Regions from separate parts of the Homo sapiens genome. Here region 1 is linked to region 2. Evidence: chromatin loops called from intact Hi-C (ENCODE). Cell type or tissue: endothelial cell of umbilical vein. All regions are shown on one strand. Each heading gives the region's core, and the rest is flanking DNA. Links, peaks and the distances in the headings are about the cores only. Region 1 has its middle 170 kb from the start of ARL4A. Region 2 has its middle 220 kb from the start of ARL4A.

What was found. Hi-C counts contacts between places; a loop is a spot of excess contacts. Peaks named below come from ENCODE experiments on the same cell type or tissue, not always from the same donor. Only the 100,000 strongest peaks of a DNase experiment are listed, where the experiment ranks them.
Region 1: it touches region 2 in a loop (6-fold over the local background); 1 of 110 quality-filtered maps calls a loop at or near these places.

The regions. Positions count from the first base shown.
Region 1 is chr7:12,849,511-12,859,537 of GRCh38, reverse strand. No RefSeq gene overlaps it. Among named protein-coding and RNA genes, the nearest start is that of ARL4A, 170 kb to the right of the region's middle. In endothelial cell of umbilical vein, for the core only: no CTCF peak of the experiment used is centred there; a DNase peak (open chromatin) is centred at 4,307.
Region 2 is chr7:12,902,307-12,912,333 of GRCh38, reverse strand. No RefSeq gene overlaps it. Among named protein-coding and RNA genes, the nearest start is that of ARL4A, 220 kb to the right of the region's middle. In endothelial cell of umbilical vein, for the core only: no CTCF peak of the experiment used is centred there; no DNase peak of the experiment used is centred there.

The DNA of each region.
Region 1 (10,027 bases), core at 1,867-6,866, 53 kb after region 2:
ACCTATTAAAAGACCACAAGCGTAAAGACAAGATTTTCCATTCTGAAACTTCAACTCCTACACTCTGGGATATTAGAGGATGAATCTTGAAGTGATTTCTACATTTAGCAAAACTAGGTTTAGCCTAAGAATAGTAAATAAATGGCAACAATCTTAAGAGATAGTAAGAAACTAAAGGCCAAAAGAAATGTTTGAGTACTGATGTCTATAAAAGATAACTGGTATTATGGCCAATAACCATATAATAAGTACTTAACAGATTAATCATCAGAGAAATGGAAATTAAAACTATAATTAGTTATCAATACACAATGGAATGTTTAATAAAAATAACAATACAAAGCAATTGTGAGCATATAGAGCCACTGGAACTTTTATATACGGCTAGTAGGAGTAACTAACGATTGATACAGCCTCCTAAAGTGCTGGAGATATTCCATATTGATATTGATCAACAGATACAGATCTGTATGGTGGTTACATAGGAGTCTACATTTATAAAAATTAACTGATTTATATATTTAAGAATTGTGCACAGAACTGCTAACAGTAGGGGCTTAGAGCTTTAAAGTAGTACATTCTAAAATATAATTCATCTTTCTTTTCTTATCTGAGCCTCTTTAGAATATATGAAAATAACATTTCATGTGATAGAGTCAAGTTGGAAAGACTCGCCAAGAGCTTAATTTGAATTAATTATTGTGTTTGCAGAAAAGAAGCTACTCTATAATTGTGTTTGGGCAGTAAGACAGTATATTTAGCTCTTGTGAATGTCCTTCTGTTTACTTAATATAATAACTTATAAAAATGAGTTGCAGTGTTTCTCATTGATGAAAGAATTCTTCAAAAATAAATCTGGGGTCAGGTGCGGTGGCTCACTCCTGTAACCCCAGCCCTTTGGGAAGCCAAGGCAGGCAGATCAAGGGTCAGGAGTTTGAAAACAGCCTGGCCAACATAGCGAAACCCCATCTGTACTAAAAATACAAAAATTAGCCGGGCATGTAGCGCGTGTCTGTGGTCCCAGCTGAGGCAGGAGAATTGCTTGAACCTGGGAGGCAGAGGTTGCGGTAAGCCAAGATCACACCACTGCACCCCAGCCTGGGCAACAGAGTGAGACTCCATCTCCAAATAAATAAATAAATAAATAAATAAATAAATAAATAAATAAATTTGGGGCCGGGTGCATTGGCTCATGCATGTAATCCCAGTACTTTGGGAGGCCAAGGTGGGGGAGGATTGTTTGATCCAGGAGTTCAAGACGAGCCTGGACAAAATAGGGAGACTTCATCTCTTCAAAAATATTTAAAAATTAGCCAGGCACGGTGGCGTGCACCTGTAGTCCCAGCTACTCCAGAGGCCAAGGTGGGAGAATCAATTGAGCCCAGGAGGTCAGGGCCACAGTGAGCCATGATCATGCCCCTGCATTCCAGCCTGGGTGAAGAGAAAAACCATGTCTCTAATAAATAAATAAATCAATCAATAAATAGCATTCACTTTATTTACTACTAAGGTGAATGAGGTATGACCTGAGTCAATAAATAGATTTAATTGAGGAGTGGCCTTGCCATTATGGAATTCTACAGCAAATTCTAGTTAAAATGACTTGTACTCCAAAACTCTCCTGAAAAGTGGAGTTTTATAAAGACAGCAGTCATTCAGAAAAGTACAGTAATGTGTGTGCCAGAATTTCATGACCTCAAGGATCTGAATTTTCAAGTCACTGCAAAAAGGACGTGTTTTTGGGAATTTTACTAATTCCCTTAGGCAGATACTTTGGGGTGAGGGGGAGGATGTTCATCCTGTCTACCATCTCCCTTCTCTGAAAACTGTACAGCTGCCCTGTAACTGGGTGGGCCCTAGCACCAGCCACAACTATACTCAATACTTTCACTTATTCCAAACTACTATAAACATCCACCTCCCTTAGAAAGAAGTACTAAAAATAAAGGCAATCCTACTCTTCTGTTATTAATAAAATAAAAATTAAACACTTTGGGAGGCCGAGGCGGGTGGATCATGAGGTCAGGAGATCGAGACCATCCTGGCTAACAAGGTGAAACCCCGTCTCTACTAAAAATACAAAAAATTAGCCGGGCGTGGTGGCGGGCGCCTGTAGTCCCAGCTACTCGGGAGGCTGAGGCAGGAGAATGGCGTGAACCCGGGAAGCGGAGCTTGCAGTGAGCCGAGATTGCGCCACTGCAGTCCGCAGTCCGGCCTGGGCAACAGAGCGAGACTCCGTCTCAAAAAAAAAAAAAAAAAAAATTAAAGAAACATAGAAGACTGACTAAGTAGAACAACTAGTACTGTAAAAATAATTCATCTAAAGAAAGGAGAAGGGAGGCCAGGCATGGTGGCTCATGCCTGTAATCCCAGCACTTTGGGAGGCCAAGGTGGGTGGATCACCTGAGGTCAGGAGTTCGAGACCAGCCTGGCCACCATGGTGAAACCCCATCTCTACTAAAAATACAAAACTTAGCCGGCCATGGTGGCAGTCACCTGTAATCCCAGCTACTCTGGAGGCTGAAGCAGAGAATCACTCGAACCCGGGAGGGGGAGGTTGCAGTGCATTGAGATCGTGCCACTGCACTCCAGCCTGGGCGGCAAGAGAGAGAGACTCCATCTCAAAAAAAAAAAAAGAAAGAAAGAAAAACTCTAATCCTGTCTTGAGAAATTTTTTCAATTGAATGAAAAGAGAAATTAATCAGGCAAAGGAAGGAAAAGGGATTCTTACAAAACTGAATGTAAAAATCTGTACTTTTTATTCTGACATGACATTTCCTGAGGGGAGCTTATAAGAGAAGAGAGAGCATTACTGAGCCAGAAACCCCGCTCCATGGGAGAGTAGGTAACTTAGGTAGTGTCTTTTTTGGAGGTGCAACCACCATGAGAGAGTAAGTTTCAAGAATCTCTGCTGGGCCAAGTACAGTGGCTTACACCTGTAATCCCAGCACTTTTAGAGGTCATGGTGGGAGGATTGCTTGAGGCCAGGAGTTTGAGATCAGCCTAGGCAATATAGCAGACCCCATCTCTGCAAAAAATTAAAAAAAAAAAAAAAAACCACATGTGGTGATATGTGCCTATAGTCCTAGCTGCTCAGGAGCCTGAGACAGGAGGATCACTTGAGCCCAGGAGGTCAAGGCTGCATGCCACTGCACTCCAGCCTAGGCCACAGAGCAAGACTATCTATAAAATAAAATAAAAAGAATCTCCACTGATACTAGGTGCTGCTCACTTTCAGTGTGTGACTCTGTAAAGCTCATGGCCTGCCTCTCCCCTGCACCAAAACCCCTGCCCTCCACTTCCTCCTTCTTTTGGTTTTTATACTGAAAAAGTAGAAGACATACTCTGAAATGCAGGGAAAATGCTCTAGTTTCAGGGTTTAGCCCAACTCTTTTGTGTTTATTTAATAAACATTCAGTAATAAGTATTCTTCTAATGATAGATCTGGGACAAGAAAGCCTATAAAGGGAAATAAAACAGATTTTTTGAAAGTGTTGTGTGGGCCAGGTGTAGTGACTCACACCTGTAATCCCAACACTTTGGGAAACTGAGGCGGGCAGATCACTTGAGGAGTTCAAGACCAGCCTGGCCAACATAGCACAACCCTGTCCCTACTAAAAATTCAAAAAATCAGCTGGGTGTGGTGGTGCACAACTGTGATTTCAGCTACTTGGGAGGCTGAGGCACAAGAATCACTTGAACCCAGGAGCTGGAGGTTGCAGTGAACCAAGAACACCTCATTGCACTCCAGCCTGGGTGACAGAGCAAGACTCTGTCTCAAAAAACAAAAAGAAAGTGTTGGGTGATGAATTATTTTATTTGCCAACCTGACGGGGCCATGGGGTGCCCAGATATTTGTGCAAACATTCTCTGTGTGTTTCTGTGTAGGTGTTATTTGATGAGATTAACATTTAAATTGGTAGACAGAGTAAAGCAAATTGCTCTCCATAAGGTGAGTGGTCCAGAAGTTATCTACGTTTAGGAATACTTTGCTTTACCAATTAGGTGAAGGCCTGAATAGAACAAAAAACTGGCCTACCCCCAGAGTAATAAAGAGTTCTCCTGCCTGGGGGCCTTCAAACAGAAACATCAGCTCTGCAGATTTTGAACTTGCCAGTCTCCATAATCACAGGAGCCAATTCCTTATAATACATAATAAATAAACATATCCTATTGGTTCCATTTCCCTAGAGAACCTGACTAATCAAGTTGGCTTCCAAGGGCTTAAAAGTCGTGGAGGGATTGGGGGTGGTGGGGACGTTGGAGACCAAAGGGAAAACACAAATACAATGAAGGATGTACAAGAGGGAAAAGGATATCCTAAAGTCATCATATCTGGAATAATTCAATTTTACTTTTCCATAGGAAATAAGGGTGTTATGAGATGATGAAGGCCAATCTGGTCCCAGCATTGTCACGAAAACAAAAGTCCTGATGATCTTTAGGGATGGGAATGTAAGACAGAGCTAAACTCAAAATGTTCGTGAAAAGACAGATACAGGCAAAAACAAGCAATTATGGTTTTAGGGAGCAATTCAAGTAAATTTAAATATTGCTAGCACTAATTACTACTTTGGCAGCTCCAGAAATTCCTAGATAGATGGGCGTAGGAGAATGTTCTAGTAGAAAGGAAAGATAAGCAGACTTGTCTTCAAGCTGAATTTTCATATCAAACAAATGCATTTTATTTCACTTATTTATTTGGCATGACTTATGAGAAGCTAATGGATACCCCTCTAACTTCCCCTCCCACCTCCCACTGCCTTGCATCTCTTGGTGCCTCAACTGACCACAAGTAAAAACTAATAATAAATAACATGAAGAAAAACTAAATCATTATTCCCTAATTAATCATTTTGAAGGGGATAATTTAAAATAATTAAATGTTGTTTAGCATTTGATAATCAAACAATAATTTGCACAGCTATCTATAGTTTGGTGATTCTTAAATTTTTGAGGGGTTAAAAAAGCCTTTGAGAATTTCACATAAACTATGGAGCCTCTTCTTCCTAAAATACACACATTTGCCCCCTCTCCTACACATGCGCAGAATTTTGCATGTGTTTAATGGGGGTTATGGAAAATATCTGGGAAATCCACATATTTTTCTTCTTTAGCTTCTTAACAGATCGCCCCCCCCCGCCCCCACCTCACAGTATGGAAGCAATAGATTTCTATTTTCCTTCTTTTTTTTTTTTTTTTTTGAGATGGAGTCTCGCTCTGTCACCCAGGCTGGCGTGCAATGGCATGATCTTGGCTCACTGCAACCTCCACCTCCCGGGTTCAAGTGATTCCGCTGCCTCAGCCTCCTGAGTAGCTGGAACTACAAGCATGTGCCACCACGCCTGGCTAATTTTTGTATTTTTAGTAGAGACGGGGTTTCACCATGTTGGCCAGGCTAGTTTCAAACTCCTGACCTCAGGTGATCTGCCTGCCTTGGCCTCCCAAAGTGTTGGGATTACAGGCGTGAGCCACTGCACCTAGCCAGATTTCTATTTTCTTAGTGCTTATTCTTATCTTTTTAAACAAATATCCTTCATTAAAAAAAAAAAGAAAAAGAAATACAGAGGTGTTGGGGGATACTATAACACCTCTGTATATAGAGAGGTGTTATAGTATCACTATATATAACACTAATATATAGAGATTATAACTATAATCCCTATAAGATTTTGTTATTTGGGGCTTATCACTGATTTCATTTTTTAGATCAATAAAGAGAGAGGAAAAAAATCAAGGATTATTTGGCTAAAATATGTGACTTTGGTGTCTGTAGTAGGCTGTATTTACATGCTGTGACTTTTTATATGTCTGGTAGTTTAAATAGAGATAAATTATTAAAGAAAAATAGGCTCATCCTGCCAAATCATTATTAACTGGACCAGGCCTTTTCAAAACTATGAAGTAGATAGTCAGGGCCCGTGAAGTGTGCCAAAGAAATAATCCCCTGCACTTTAGGCCAGACATTTCAATCCCTGTATCTTTAACCTCCTTGTTAAGTTTGTCTCTTCCAGATCGAAGCTGTAAAACTACAAATTGTTCTTCAAATAGAGCCCCAGATGCAGTCCATGACTAAGATCTACCGCAGACCCCTGGACCGGCCTGCTAGCCCATGCTCCGATGTTAATGACATTGAAGGCACCCCTCCCAAGGAAATCTCAACTGCACAACCCCTACTATGCCCCAATTCTGCAGGAAGCAGTTACAGCAGTCGTCGGCCAACCTCCCCAACAGCACTTGGGTTTTCCTGTTGAGAGGGGGAACTGAGAGGCAGGACTAGCTGGATTTCCTAGGCTGACTAAGAATTCCTAAGCCTAGCTGGGGAAGGTGACTGCACCCACCTTTAAACACGAGGCTTGTAACTCAGCTCACACCCAACCAATCAGGTAGTAAAGAGGGCTCACTAAAATACCAATTAGGCTAAAACAGGAGGTAAAGAAATACTCAAATCATCTATCATCTGAGAGCACAGTGGGAGGGACAATGATTGGGATACAAACCCCAGGCATTCAAGCAGGGAGGGGCAACCCCCTTTGGGTCCCCTCCTCTTGTATGGGAACTCTGTTTTCACTCTATTAAATCTTGCAACTGAAAAAAAAAAAATAGGCTTATCCTCAAATTGGGGATCAATTAATAAAAAATGGTAGATCTGAAACCATAGTAACAACATGTTCAACAGTAATAATTTATCTGCCTTAATAACTTCTATCAGATTTAGAAATGCAAACAAGAGAAATAAAAATATGAAATAAAAATATTTTTCTTTAAAATATTATATGATTTATAACCAAGCAAAATAAATATTTATACCCAAGGAAAATAAAAATTATTTGTTTCAAGATATTTAATTATTTATTAAAATTATTCCAATTCCTTCTACAAAGCATCTCTTCAGCATAATTCTGAGGACTAAGTTTTGAAAAGAAAGAAAAGCAGTTTGTCAGTTAATATTTAATAAGTGTTTCTCCATATTCCTGTTGAGCTGAAAGCAGTAACGGAATGGATAATAAACATTAAAACTTAAGTTCTTCCATTAACCCTAGGTAAGTAATAAATGATACATTCTTACCCTAGGTAAGAAAAAATGATACATGTTATTAAAATGATCACTTTGCCATTATAATAAAAAAAGGCAAAAAGGAATCATAAAGGGACTGATAATTTTTTTATTGGATGGTCCTTATAAATTGTTTATTACATCCTATTTTAAAGGGCGGAGGAAAACAATATGAAGCGTCCTCAAAAAATTGAAAATAGAATTACCATATGACCCAGCAATCCCACTACTGGGTGCATATCCAAAAGAACTCAAATTAGAATCCAATAAATATTTGCACACCCATTTTTATTGCCACATTATTCATAATAGCCAAGAAAAGGAAGCAACCCAAAGGTCTACCGAAAGATGAATGGCTAAAGAAAATGTGGTGTATACATACAGTGAAATGTTATGTAATATGAATTACAACATATTTGAACCTTAAGGAGATTATGATAAGCAAATATGCCAGTCCCAAAGGGACAAATACTGTATGATTGAGTGCATGAGATTCCATTCATATGAAACATCTAAAGTAGTCAAAATCATAGAAACATAAGAGAAAAGTCGTTGCCAAAGGCTGGGGGAGAATGGAGAGGCGGAGTTGGTGTATAATGGTGTAGAGTTTTAGTTTTGCAATATCAGAGAGTTCTAGACATCTTTTGCACAACAATGTGAACATAATATTGATAAACTGTACACTTAAAAATGGTTAAGATTGTAAATTTAATGTTACATATTTTTATCACAATTAAAAGCAGGAGGCAGAAAGCAGGGAGGTATCCACATTAAGGAATATATTATTTACAAGGAAATCTGTATTGGACTCAGATGATTTTGATTCAGAATACAATCCCCAAACTTAATAAACTGTGCCCTTACACAAGCCATTTAACCTAAAGGTTATCAGTTAGATTTAGCAACCTCCTAGGAGGGTTAACCTCATAAGATAGTAAGGCTTAAATACGATGTTCTATAGGAAGTTGATTTATGTTGTATATTGCTTTCCTCAAATATTGATTATATTTTTGAAGCTACTGAACCTATTTTGAAGCTATTGAAGCTGTTTTGACCCATGTCATGAAGCTATTGAAGAGGCAGAAGCAGAACTAGAAAGCCAGGTTTATCCACTCTGTTCTATAGGTTTGGTGAGGGCATGTTACTGCTTGAATCCCTGAGGTTTCCTGTGAAGACGAGTAGGCCTAAATTGCTTACAGCTCACAGGCTGGTCCGTTCTGGGTATAATAGGCTTTTTCCCTTTCCCCCAATGTACTACACAAATAAGAACCCTTTCTGCATGTGCAAATTTAGAGCAAAGTTAGAGAGCACTTTTTATTTTTGTTTGTTAAGTGTGGACCCTGCTGAAACCCCTCTGAGGGTCTGCCCTAGTTGTCAAGGACAAGGTCTGGGTAGGCAGTTGTAGCCCACAGGCAGCTGGCCAGAAGCAGAGCTGCAGTGCCCACTGAAGCCAGAAAGAGTGCCATGATCTGAATATTTCTGTTCCTCACCCCAAACCCAACCATATATGTATTAAAGCCTAAATTCCCCAATGTGATGGTATTTGGAAGTTCAATTAGGTCATGAGGGTAGAGCCCTCAGGAATGAGATAAGTGCCCTTAGAAGGGGATAAAGAGACCAGAGAGCTATTTCTCTTTGCTCTATGCCATCTGAGGAGGCAGCCATTTGCAAACAAGGAAATGAGCCTTCGAGACCAGCACCTAGATCTTGGACTCCCCAGCTTCCAGAACTGTGAGAAATAAATGTTTGTTGTTTAAGGTACTCAGTCTTTGGTATTCTGTTATAGTGGCCTGAACTGACTAAGACAGAGGGCTTGCTGGTGGCCACAAAAAGTGTCCTTCCAGCTAGTCCTGTGGCAGCTATGCAGTGCTGTAACGGTGTTGTCTGAATTATGGACACAAGGCTCAAGTCTGTTTCAGTGTCCCTTTCCAAGAAAATGCTGCTTTGATGGGCTGTACAATAAAATAATGGAAATGAGCTAGCCAAAAGATTTTCTGTCTGAGTTGAAAAGTGTCATAAAATTAGTGAGAAGAACAGACTCATTACATAGCCTTTCAAGTTCTTGAGTCACCTGCAGTGGAGGCCAGCCTTCTGAAGTCACAAAATCTGTGTTTGGGAAAACTTTGTAAAGATATGAGTAAGTCCACATTTTCACAAGGAGATACAGTAGACCTTCTTGACCAAAACCAGAAAAGTCTCCTAAATTTTATTCCATTGGGTGGTGATGGACAGTCTTAAATAACAGACACAATCACTCAAAGAGGCATCAGAAGTTCTCTGGTTCCATGTGATTGGGGCCAAGATTATTTCAAAAGCATCTCAGAAGAATACACTACAACATCATAGGGAAACAGTTAATGGTTTTGAAGAAACTGTTTACCTTCAAGAAAGCTGAAAACTACTCACCCAAGAAGACGTTTGGTAAACAGAAAGAGTATGAGTGCTAAAAGAACAGAAAGAAATGCTTGAAAACTTCAAAACACAAGGAAACCAGATGTAAATGAGAAAGACAGCCAATTAAAATCTCTGACTGAATCTGTGCTGAAGATGATACATTTATCTGCTTTATGTATATATTACATGCTAACAGCCACAAGGAATTAGAAAGAGAGGATGAATCGATAAACGGAGACTAAGAGGATAAGTCGGGTATCAGCTTGATGAAACTTCATTGATAATGTTAACTTAAATGTTGATTTAAAAGAACTAAAAAGAGAAAAGAAAAAAAAGTATTTTACAAGCTATGCAAAAAAAAAAAAAAAAAAAAAGCATAAAAGATCTGTAGTTTAAATCAAAAGTCTCTAACCAAGCAGTGGTGAAAATGCAGCTTGGAAGTTAGAATCAAAACCTGCATGTGGTACTTCAGACCCTGCCTAAACTACATACAGAATGTGAAACGCAACTTTGCAAAAAATCAGTGGGAGAAGAGAATTGACTGCTTAGAAAAAAGAGAAATGTCCTATTGTATAT
Region 2 (10,027 bases), core at 1,894-6,893:
AGAGAATGTGCATGTGTGAACGTGTTTGTCTTAACGCAAAGCCCATATTAGAAGGCTAGCCAAGATGTAAGAGAAGAAAGCCCCATCAGAGGTCTCCCAGCTTCCTCCTAGGCCAGCTCCCGTGAGCAGAAATGGGCCTAGACTTACCCCTCCAGTATCATTCACAGGGCATAGTTCCTCCACTATCAGGGTCTCATATTCTCACGCACTGAGTTGCTCTGAAAGTACAGTGAGGCAGTGTAAGCTTGGGCAAGTAACCTAACCTCTCTGGGTAAGACACAAATATATGTATTTATAGCTTTGTAAAGCATGTATATTTATACTTTGTAAAGCATGGATTGTTTAATTACATAAGCAATTCTTTTTTTTGTTTTTTTTTTTTATTTTTTTGAGACAGAGTCTTGCTCTGTTGCCCAGGCTGGAGCGCAGTGGCATGATCTTGACTCACTGCAACCTCTGCCTCTCAGGTTCAAGTGATTCTCCTGCCTCAGTCTCCGGAGTAGCTGGGATTACAGGCATGTGCCACCATGGCTAGCTAATTTTTGTATTTTTAGTAGAAATGGGGTTTCACCATGTTGGCCAGGCTGGTATTGAACTCCTGACCTCAGGTGATCCACGTGCCTTGGCCTCCCAAAGTGCTGGGATTACAGGCATGAGCCACTGTGCCCAGCAAATACATAGGCAATTCTTTTAAGCCTTCACCCTTCTGAGTCAGTACTAGAGTAACATCCAAATCACAAGAATAGAGTCCCCATTAATTTCAATATAACCAAAGTCCTTTAGTAGTATTTCTTAAATGTCATAAACAATTCTCCCCAGCAATACTTCTTAGGATCCACTTATTTTTTCCTCCCCCACTCACTTGTTCTCACTCACACAATTGCTTCAGTACCAAACCTTCACTCCCTAAAGCATACTCCTCTACTCCCACTGTTGACTCCCTGAAACACACTTCTCTACTCCCACTGCTAAGACTATTAATACCTACTTATTCTTCTCATCCTCTATATTCTGTAAAATGCCACCTTCTGTCCCCAAGTTTTGTAACCTCCTCTTACTGCCCACCTGGCCCTGGCACTCGCTGCCTGCTCTCTGATTCACCATCACAAAACAAGAAGAGCCTGTCTAACAAAGCAAGATGTTCCTTAGAAAAGAATAAGAAGAAAAGATCATCTTCTTTGGAGAACTGGAGGAAAAGAAAGGCAGGAAACATGTCTATATAAATATTCTTGTCCTTCCAATAAACTGTTAACGTTTTCACCTCATAGTAAGCTCAACAGATCAACAATATGTGTGATTACAAAACAAAGCTATCTAGTTTTAGATTTCACAAAAAAAAAATACTGTATCAGGAAAGATCAGAGTAAATCTGACATGAGGTATGAGGAGCACATTTCAAAAGTATTGTGTACACATTAGAATATGTTTCAAAAATGAAAGTAAGAGTTGGAAAGGAAAATAAAATAATATTCCTTGAATTAGGATTAAAGATTAATGAAGTTAAACATTGAGAATAATATGAAAATTAGTGGTTTTAGCTATTTAAAGTCTTGTACTGAGAAGAAATAAGATGTATTACCTTTTGCTTCAAGGGTCAGTGGATGGAAACTTTAGGGAGAGAAACAAATTCAGTTGAAAAAAATAAATGTCCCAATGTATTACCCCAAAATAGAATTTTTACACTGGAAGTTGGTGAGGTAAGCTTTCCAATGAATACTGAAGAACAAACTGGATAACCATTTGAAAGGGGTATTACATACTTCACCTTTATTGGGACTCTTACAACTCTAAACTGTACTTTTCTAATAATCTAGATTTAAATTTGTGATATAATCCCTGAATTTCCCTCAAATTTCTTCTACACAATGTCCAGGCCCAAGAAACCTAGATGGATCTGATACTAGTTACATCTGTTAGTTTTTAACCTTCAAATGGACATATACCATTTACATGCAGATTTGGTGTTTTATAATGAAAATTCTGCTTATACATACTAACAGTACAGCATTTAATCCATTTACTTAAAGATTCTTCTTTCATCCATTCCACAACAATGTAATGAGCATAATCACGGAAGCATTTGGTAGAGGGAGGAGCTGTGATGAGTGGGTGCAAAGGTGTCCATATCTAGCCTCAAGAAGTACAATGTAATGAATTCGTGGAGCAGTCAGCCAGAGATTGAGAGCCTTGAGATCAGTCCAGGCTTTTCTGCTATAGATGCTTAAGCACTAGAACCAGTGAGTTACTTTATCTATAAAATGGAAAGGCTGGACCAGATGACAGCTACTCCAGTCCTGGGGTTACCAGCTGTCCTGAATCCTTAGGGACCTTCCTAGGTCCCTGAGAAGGCCTGCATTCAGGAATCCCCTCAGTTCCTGGCAAATTGGGAGAGTTAATGAATGAATATAAGATTAAAATTTCAAAATCACATACAATAACAAAGTTCCAGATAATATATTAACTTTCAATTTTGAAAAAATATGGATGGAAAAATTTTAATTGTTGGAGGGAAGACAAAGGATGTGAAGTTCGCAAATCATGACCAAGATCTGACTCAGCTCTTACTTCACCAAAGGAGTTGATTTAACAATTAGTCCCACCATGTTCCACTTACAATTGATGCCATAAAAGGGAATTTGAATGTATTCACTATGAGAAAATTTCATGAGCCTCATTGTAGAATGGAGACAAAATATTCATAGAGTTGTCTGAGAAGTGAGTGACTCAGATCCACACCTTTGGCCATCTATTAACTGATTATGGGCTATGGCTTCCTGGGATCTCAAACAGCATCCAGGTAATCCAGTCCCATTTTCTCATTTCCTATGGCAAAAGTGCCTAAGAGTTCCAAATCAACTTAGCTTTTAATAACAAATTTTAAGATGGGGTATGAGAGGGTGAGGAGGCAGGGTCTATTTCAAGGCTAAAGAAGCAGTTCAAGGACCCGAGGCAATAATTTAACTCAATCTTATGGGACATCTATAAACAAAACTAATTAAACTAGAAGTTCATCACCTTCTCTTCTCTTTCTCTGTAGATGGGCTTTAGCCATTTCTCCCTTTTCCTACTAGGTATGCCTATACCATACTCCCAACTTTACATGCTACAATTCCTGACATATATTCGTAATTTTGGCTGTCTCTTGGTCTTTGTTCCAATTCCTCAGACAAAGCACCTACTTAAGCTGCTTAAGTGCTCATCTCTTATTTAATAAATATAGCCAGAGGAGCGATAGGGAGGTCACAGTGCAAAGTACTAGAGGATAGTCTGCATGAGGCTGAAGGAGAAGGCTCAAAAAATTTTTAAATTAATTCTCATATGCTCAGTTTTGAGACTAGTTCTTTTTTTTTTTTTTTTTTTTTTTGAGACAGAGTCTTACTCTGTCACCCAGACTGGAGTGCAGTGGCATGATCTCTGCCTCCCGGGTTCATGCCATTCTCCTGCCTTGGCCTCCCAAGTAGCTGGGACTACAGGCGCTCGCCGCCAAGCCCGGCTAATTTTTTGTATTTTTAGTAGAGATGGGGTTTCACCGTGATAGCCAGGATAGTCTCGATCTCCTGACCTCGTGATCCACCGCCTCGGCCTCCCAAAGTGCTGGGATTACAGGCATGAGCCACCTCGCCCGGCTTGAGATTAGTTCTGTGCAAAAATATGAAAAATTTTCCCATCCTTGGCTAGATTATAAACTAATTAAAGAGATAAGGAGAATATATGAAATAATCAGAAAAAAGCACTGTATAATTGGCAATTAAATCATGGCATATAAACAGTAAGTGTTATAAACTGGTCATAAGGATAGATCACTTAGGATAAAATGTAATGACTGGGAGAAAACTGCTTGAGGATAATTCTCTGTTCCATTATCTAATGGAGGCTCATGTGTGGGTATCTGACCATTGCCCCTCTGAATTCTAAACTTCAGGAAAACTGGACTTCTGTTTGTCCCCATAAAACAAGCTTGTCCAAACCGCTGCCCACGGGCCACACAACCTAACACAAATTCTTAAACTTTCTTAAAACACTATGAGATTATATATATATATATATATATATATATATATATATATATATATATTTTTTTTTTTTTTTCTTTTCTTTAGTTGATCAGCTATCATTAGTGTTAGTGTATTTTATGTGTGGCCTAAGGCAATTCTTCTTCCAATGTGGCCCAGGGAAGCCAAAAGATTGGACACCCCGCTATAAACTACTATGTTTTCTCTTGACTCATGTCTGCCTATACCTCTTCCTTTATTGCCAAACCACACTATATACACTCTCACCCTGGCCCTCCTTTCTAATCTTCACTCGTCATCCAGCTCATTTTTACTCAAACTTCAGGTTCAGGTGGGGCTAAGAGGGGCTTTGGGAAACCAGGGGACTCTCCAGAGCACTTGACCTCCTACTGCACTCATCTGCAACTACAGAGCTGAGTCTTGCTTATTCCTGGTAACCCACAAGAGAAATGCTTCTTAAACCAGAGCAGAGGGCTGGCAGAATCTCCCATGGATCAGTGTTTATGCCCTAGTTTTGCTCAAAGTCTGCATGTCAAAATGTCATTTCATGACTGTTCCTTTATGCTAGCTTTGAGTGCCAAACCCTACCTCATGCCCATGTTCTTGAATTTTGTTGCTGCCTGAGCTGGCTTTCCAGCTTACCACTTCCAGACCAAGTGAGTCCCTGCCTGTACACCGTGACTAACCTTTGTTTGTGCTACTTACCTGGGTTGAACATCTGGGAAATTATGATAATGGCCATGATAGTATTAGATTGGTTCAAAAGTAATTGTGATTTTTCCCATTACTTTTAATAACAGCTTTGTTTCTTGTTGTCATTGTTAGTGAATGAAGGAGGTGTATATTTGTTTTTATGATGAGAAGAGGGGAAAAATCAGCAGAATTACACAATGTTCTGGTGCAGGAGCACTTACATAGGGAGAAAAAGTCTCTGTAGGATCTTAGATATTTATGAAAAAATACCTGAGATACAATGAAAATAATATGGAGAACCTTTAAGAACATGTTGGATTTCAGCTGGGCATGGTGGCTCATGCCTGTAATCCCAGCACTTTGGGAGGCTGAGGCAGGCAGATCACGAGGTCAGGAGACCAAGACCATCCTGGCTAACACGGTGAAACCCCGTCTCTACTAAAAATACAAAAAAATTAGCCGGGTGTGGTGGTGGGCGCCTGTAGTCTCAGCTACTCAGGAGGCTGAGGCAGGAGAATGGCGTGAACCCGGGAGGTGGAGCTTGTAGTGAGCCGAGATCGCACCACTGCACTCCAGGCTGGGTGACAGAGAGAGACTGTCAAAAAAAAAAAAAAAAAGAATGTGTTGGATTTCATTTGAATTTGATATTTTTCTCTTTTTTTTTTCAGAGAAATCTTGCTTCTCATGGATTTGAGATATTTTGATGCTCGCTGTGAGAATTGGAAGATCAACTTTTTTGTCAATATGGTATTGGAATTGATAATTATTTTCTTAACTTCCACTTAAAGCTAATTCTCTTACTTAGAATATTGAGAGGTATAAAGCACCTACTTGTAGTAGGGCTCTTGTCCCCTCCCACAACTATTAGTGTTAACCTATTTGTCAGAGGTTCCAAACTTTATTGAACATTAGTTTGAATCACCTGGAGAGCTTTAGAAAGTTACGTGGGCCTCACGCCAGAGAGACTGTCGTAGTCCTAGGAATCCAGATTTTTTCCAGGCTTCTCAGTGATTCTAATAAGCAGGCAAGGCTGTAAAGCACCACTGCAGTTGTTCTCAAAGTATGGTTTCTGGATCAGCATCTGTGGTAACAACCTGGGAATTTGCCAGACATGTGAAGTCTCAATTTCCCTCTCACATATACCAATGCAGAGGTAACAGAGGTGAACTCAAGCACTCAGCGTATTTTTTAACAGCTTTCTTGAGATGTACTTAATATGCCATACAATTTTTCCACTTGAAGTGTAAAATTCAATGACTTTTAGTATATTCACAAAATTGTACAACCACCACTACAGTTAATTTTAGAACATTTTTATTACTTGAAAACAACTCTGCATGCCTTAAGCCATCACACCTTCATTTCTTGATCCATCCATACCTAAGCAAACACAAATCTACTTTCTGACTCTACAGATTTGCCTATTCTAGACAGTTAATATAAATGGAACCATACAATATGTGGTCTTTTGTGACTGACTTTTTTCATTAAGCATAATATTTTCAAGGATCATCTATGTTTCAGCATGAATAAGTACTTCAGTTCTTTTAATTGTCAAATAATATTCCATCATATGGATATACCACATTTTATTTAGCCGTTCATCAATTGAGGGATGATTAGGTTGTTTCAACTTTTTGGCTGTTATGAGCAATGCTGCTATGTGCATTTATGTACAAGTTGTGTGTGGACATATATTTTCATTTCTCCTGGGTATATATCTAAACATGAAATTGCTGAATCATATGGTAATTCTGTGTTTCACCTTTTGAGGAAATGCGAAACCGTTTTCCATAGAAACTGCACCATTGTAGTTTCCACAGAAACTTTCCACCGTCAGTGTATGAGAGTTCTGATTTCTCCATATTTCTGCCAATTCTTGTTGTTATCTGACTTTTTGATTCTCAACATCCTTGTGGGTTTAAAACGATTTCTCATTATGGTTTTGAAGAGCATTTCCCTGATGTGTAATAATGTCAAATATTCATATGATTACTGGCCATTTGTGTATCTTCTTTGGATAAATGTGTATTCAAGTCATTTTCCTATTTGTAATTGAGTTACATGTCTTTTTATTATTGAATTATAATTGTTATTTATTCTAGCACAAGTCCCTTAGATATATTATTTGCAAAAACTTGTCTCATTCTGTTGGCTGTCTTTTCACTTTATTTATAGTGTCCTTTGAAATACAAATGTTTAAATTTTGTTGTTGTTGTTTAATTTAACTATTCTGCCTTTTGCTGCTTATGCTTTTGGTGTCATATCTGTGAAGCTATTGTCTAAACCACAGTCACTAGTTTATTCTAAATGTAATACTTTTTTTAGTTTCGGCCCATATACTTAAATCTCTAATTCATTTTGAGTTAATTTTTGTGTATGATTTGAGGTTAGGGTACAACTGCATTATTTTGTATGTGATTATCTACTGGCTCTAGCAGCATATTTCAATAAAAACTGTGTTTCAATACATTGCCTTACAGATCATTCTGATGCATGCTAATGTTTGAGGACCACTGCACTAGTATGCTAAACATCTGTAATCACTAAGAGACTCTTGTAAGCACAGTATATAGGATGCTCTATTACATAAAATCATCAATTCCCTCTTTAAAATCATATAGATTGGTCAAGTGCAATACTATTACTCTACATTCATAGGCAGAAAAAGAATCAACATAATTTTTCATGTATTAGTCCCAAAACTTTTCAAAGCTAGGCAGAAAAATTACACTTCATTATATTTTGAACATCATGTGTTTTCCAGCTTTGAGTATAAATATACGTAGCAGTTCCCTTCCCAGCTGCCCCAGTTTACTTAAGAAACACGTTTAATACTCTGCATGAGCAAAATTGTGAAACCGCTTAACGACTGTTCACGTTATAAACAAAGGCATGTGCAAAAATCCAATTAGTTGTTCTCTGCTCTACTTCTTTTTGTCCTTTTTCAAAGGAAATAGTAAGGATCTATTTTATAACTAAAGGGGTTGTTTTTCATGATGTAATGAGGATGTTGTATTTTCTCAGCCAGCTCTATTATTATATTTTCAATTCCGCCAGGTTGAAATTGGATTGTTTAAACTTAAACATGGCCAATGCCTAAGCCATCTGTCAAGCAAGTGTGACTTACTTAAAAACTACTGTTTCAAATTTGCTACCATTTTTAGCATGTTGGGGAGCTTCTCTTGGTTTACACATCTGAAGAATATAGCTTGCTCCATGTCTTTCCATATTGGCACTATCAAAGTAAAGTTATTAAAGCTATAAATAATTGAAACCTAGAAATTATTTTATTTTATTTTAGTTCCGGAGTACATGTGCAGGATGTTACATACTTAAACACGTGCCATGGTGATTTGCTGCACAAATCAACCCATCACCTAGGTATTAAGCCCAGCATCCATTAGCTATTTTTCCTGATGCTCTCCTTCCCTGCACCCCCACCCCAGCAGGCACCAGTGTGTGTTGTTCCCTTCCCTGTGTCCATGTGTTTTCATTATTCAGCTCCCACTTATAAGTGAGAACATCCAGTGATTGCTTTTCTATAGAACTTATTTTTCAACCTAATACAATTTTATCTTAATTAAAACTACTATTTATGTATCTATCTCTCTCTCTATCTATCAGCTATAACAGTTACTTTGGAAAACCATACGTTTCCAGCTCTGAACTAATCCTCATAACACAGTAGGTATTTTACCACTGCTTTACAAGAAAGAGAGCCTAAAAAATATTCAGCACTGTCATATATCCAAAGTTACATAGCCAGATAGTGATAATAAAGATTTGAACAAGGATTCTTCGGACTCCAAAGGCCCAGTTCTTGCTGCTGAACTGCCTAAAATCAAGTGTGTGTGTATACATATATTTGTAGTAAAATAAAATTATAAAAGTGTTGAAGCAGAAAAACGTAGGCCCAGTTTAGAAGTACAAGGTCTTCTAAAAATATCATAAATTATTTGACACAATATGCTCTATGAATATAGCTTCTATCCCAGAGACATAATTAATAAATAAATATAGCAGTAACCTTTTATTCTTTAAGCCATAAATTATAATATAGAAAAGGAATTCATAGTGACAGAATAAGAAGAATACCTAGCTGCCATCTGGGCAGAAAGTGAACATATATTTCATTTGTTTGCCTTGGACAGTCCTGGTTTACATCTGTTGTCCAACATGATTATTATTTTTTATTTTTATTTATTTTTTTGAGATGGAGTCTTGCTCTGTCGCCCAGGCTGGAATGCAGCAGCTCAATCTTGGCTCACTGCAACCTCTGCCTCCCAGGTTCAAGCAATTCTCCTGCCTCAGCCTCCCGAGTAGCTAGGACTACAGGCGCGTGCCACCACGACTGGCTAATTTGTTTATTTTTAGTAGAGACGGGGTTTCACCGTGTTAGCCAGGGTGGTCTGGAGCTCCTGACCTTGTGATCCGCCCGCCTCAGCCCCGCAAAGTGCTGGGATTACAGGCATCAGCCACCGTGCCCAGCAGTCCAACATAATTATTAATATCTTTCTTTTACTCTCAAAAACATCCATTTTATATAATTATATAATTATGTGGTTACCTCATATACTGGTTGGTACTAGCTGTCCAGCAAAGTACAGACTCTTCCCAAGATAAGTTGATAACTACTTAGAAGAATAACTCAATGAATCATAAGCGCATTCCCGTATTAAGTCTTTTCTTTCTGCTAACTTACTATAGGATGAAAAATACACCATTTAGAATTATTTCTTTGGGTTAAGACATTGCATCTCCAGATGACCTGTATTGGCAACAAGATGGAACATAATCTATTGTCAGGCACTATTCTATTGACGTGGATTATTTATCAAATATCAAACAACTGCATAAAAACTGAGGGATAGGATTAATGCCTGAAATGGCATGAGACACGGGTATTTACTTCAGGGGAAGAAATGGCTTTTCACTTGGCCTTCCTGTTAGTTTGCAGTTACCTAAAGGAAACCTCAGTTGCTGCAACAAAGCATGATGAATTGGAGGGACAGAGAAAAGAAAGGCATGACTGTAGACAAATGAAGGTCAATGTCTACAGTATTTACAAAAAGTAACTCTAGAACCAGTACCACCTCTGAGACATTGTAGTTTAGTTGATAAACTCATCAACTGCCTTTCTTCAAAAATCTGAAGTGAATTGGAATAGAATTAAATTGCCTTTTTAAAAACCTGGTGATTTCTATTTGGATTTACTAATTAAGCTGTTTTTTCACATCAGAGCCTGACTTTAACCACCAATAGTGGATCCTGATTTTTGAAGACTAGGTCCTTAATATGTTACCAGAGAAATAATTTGG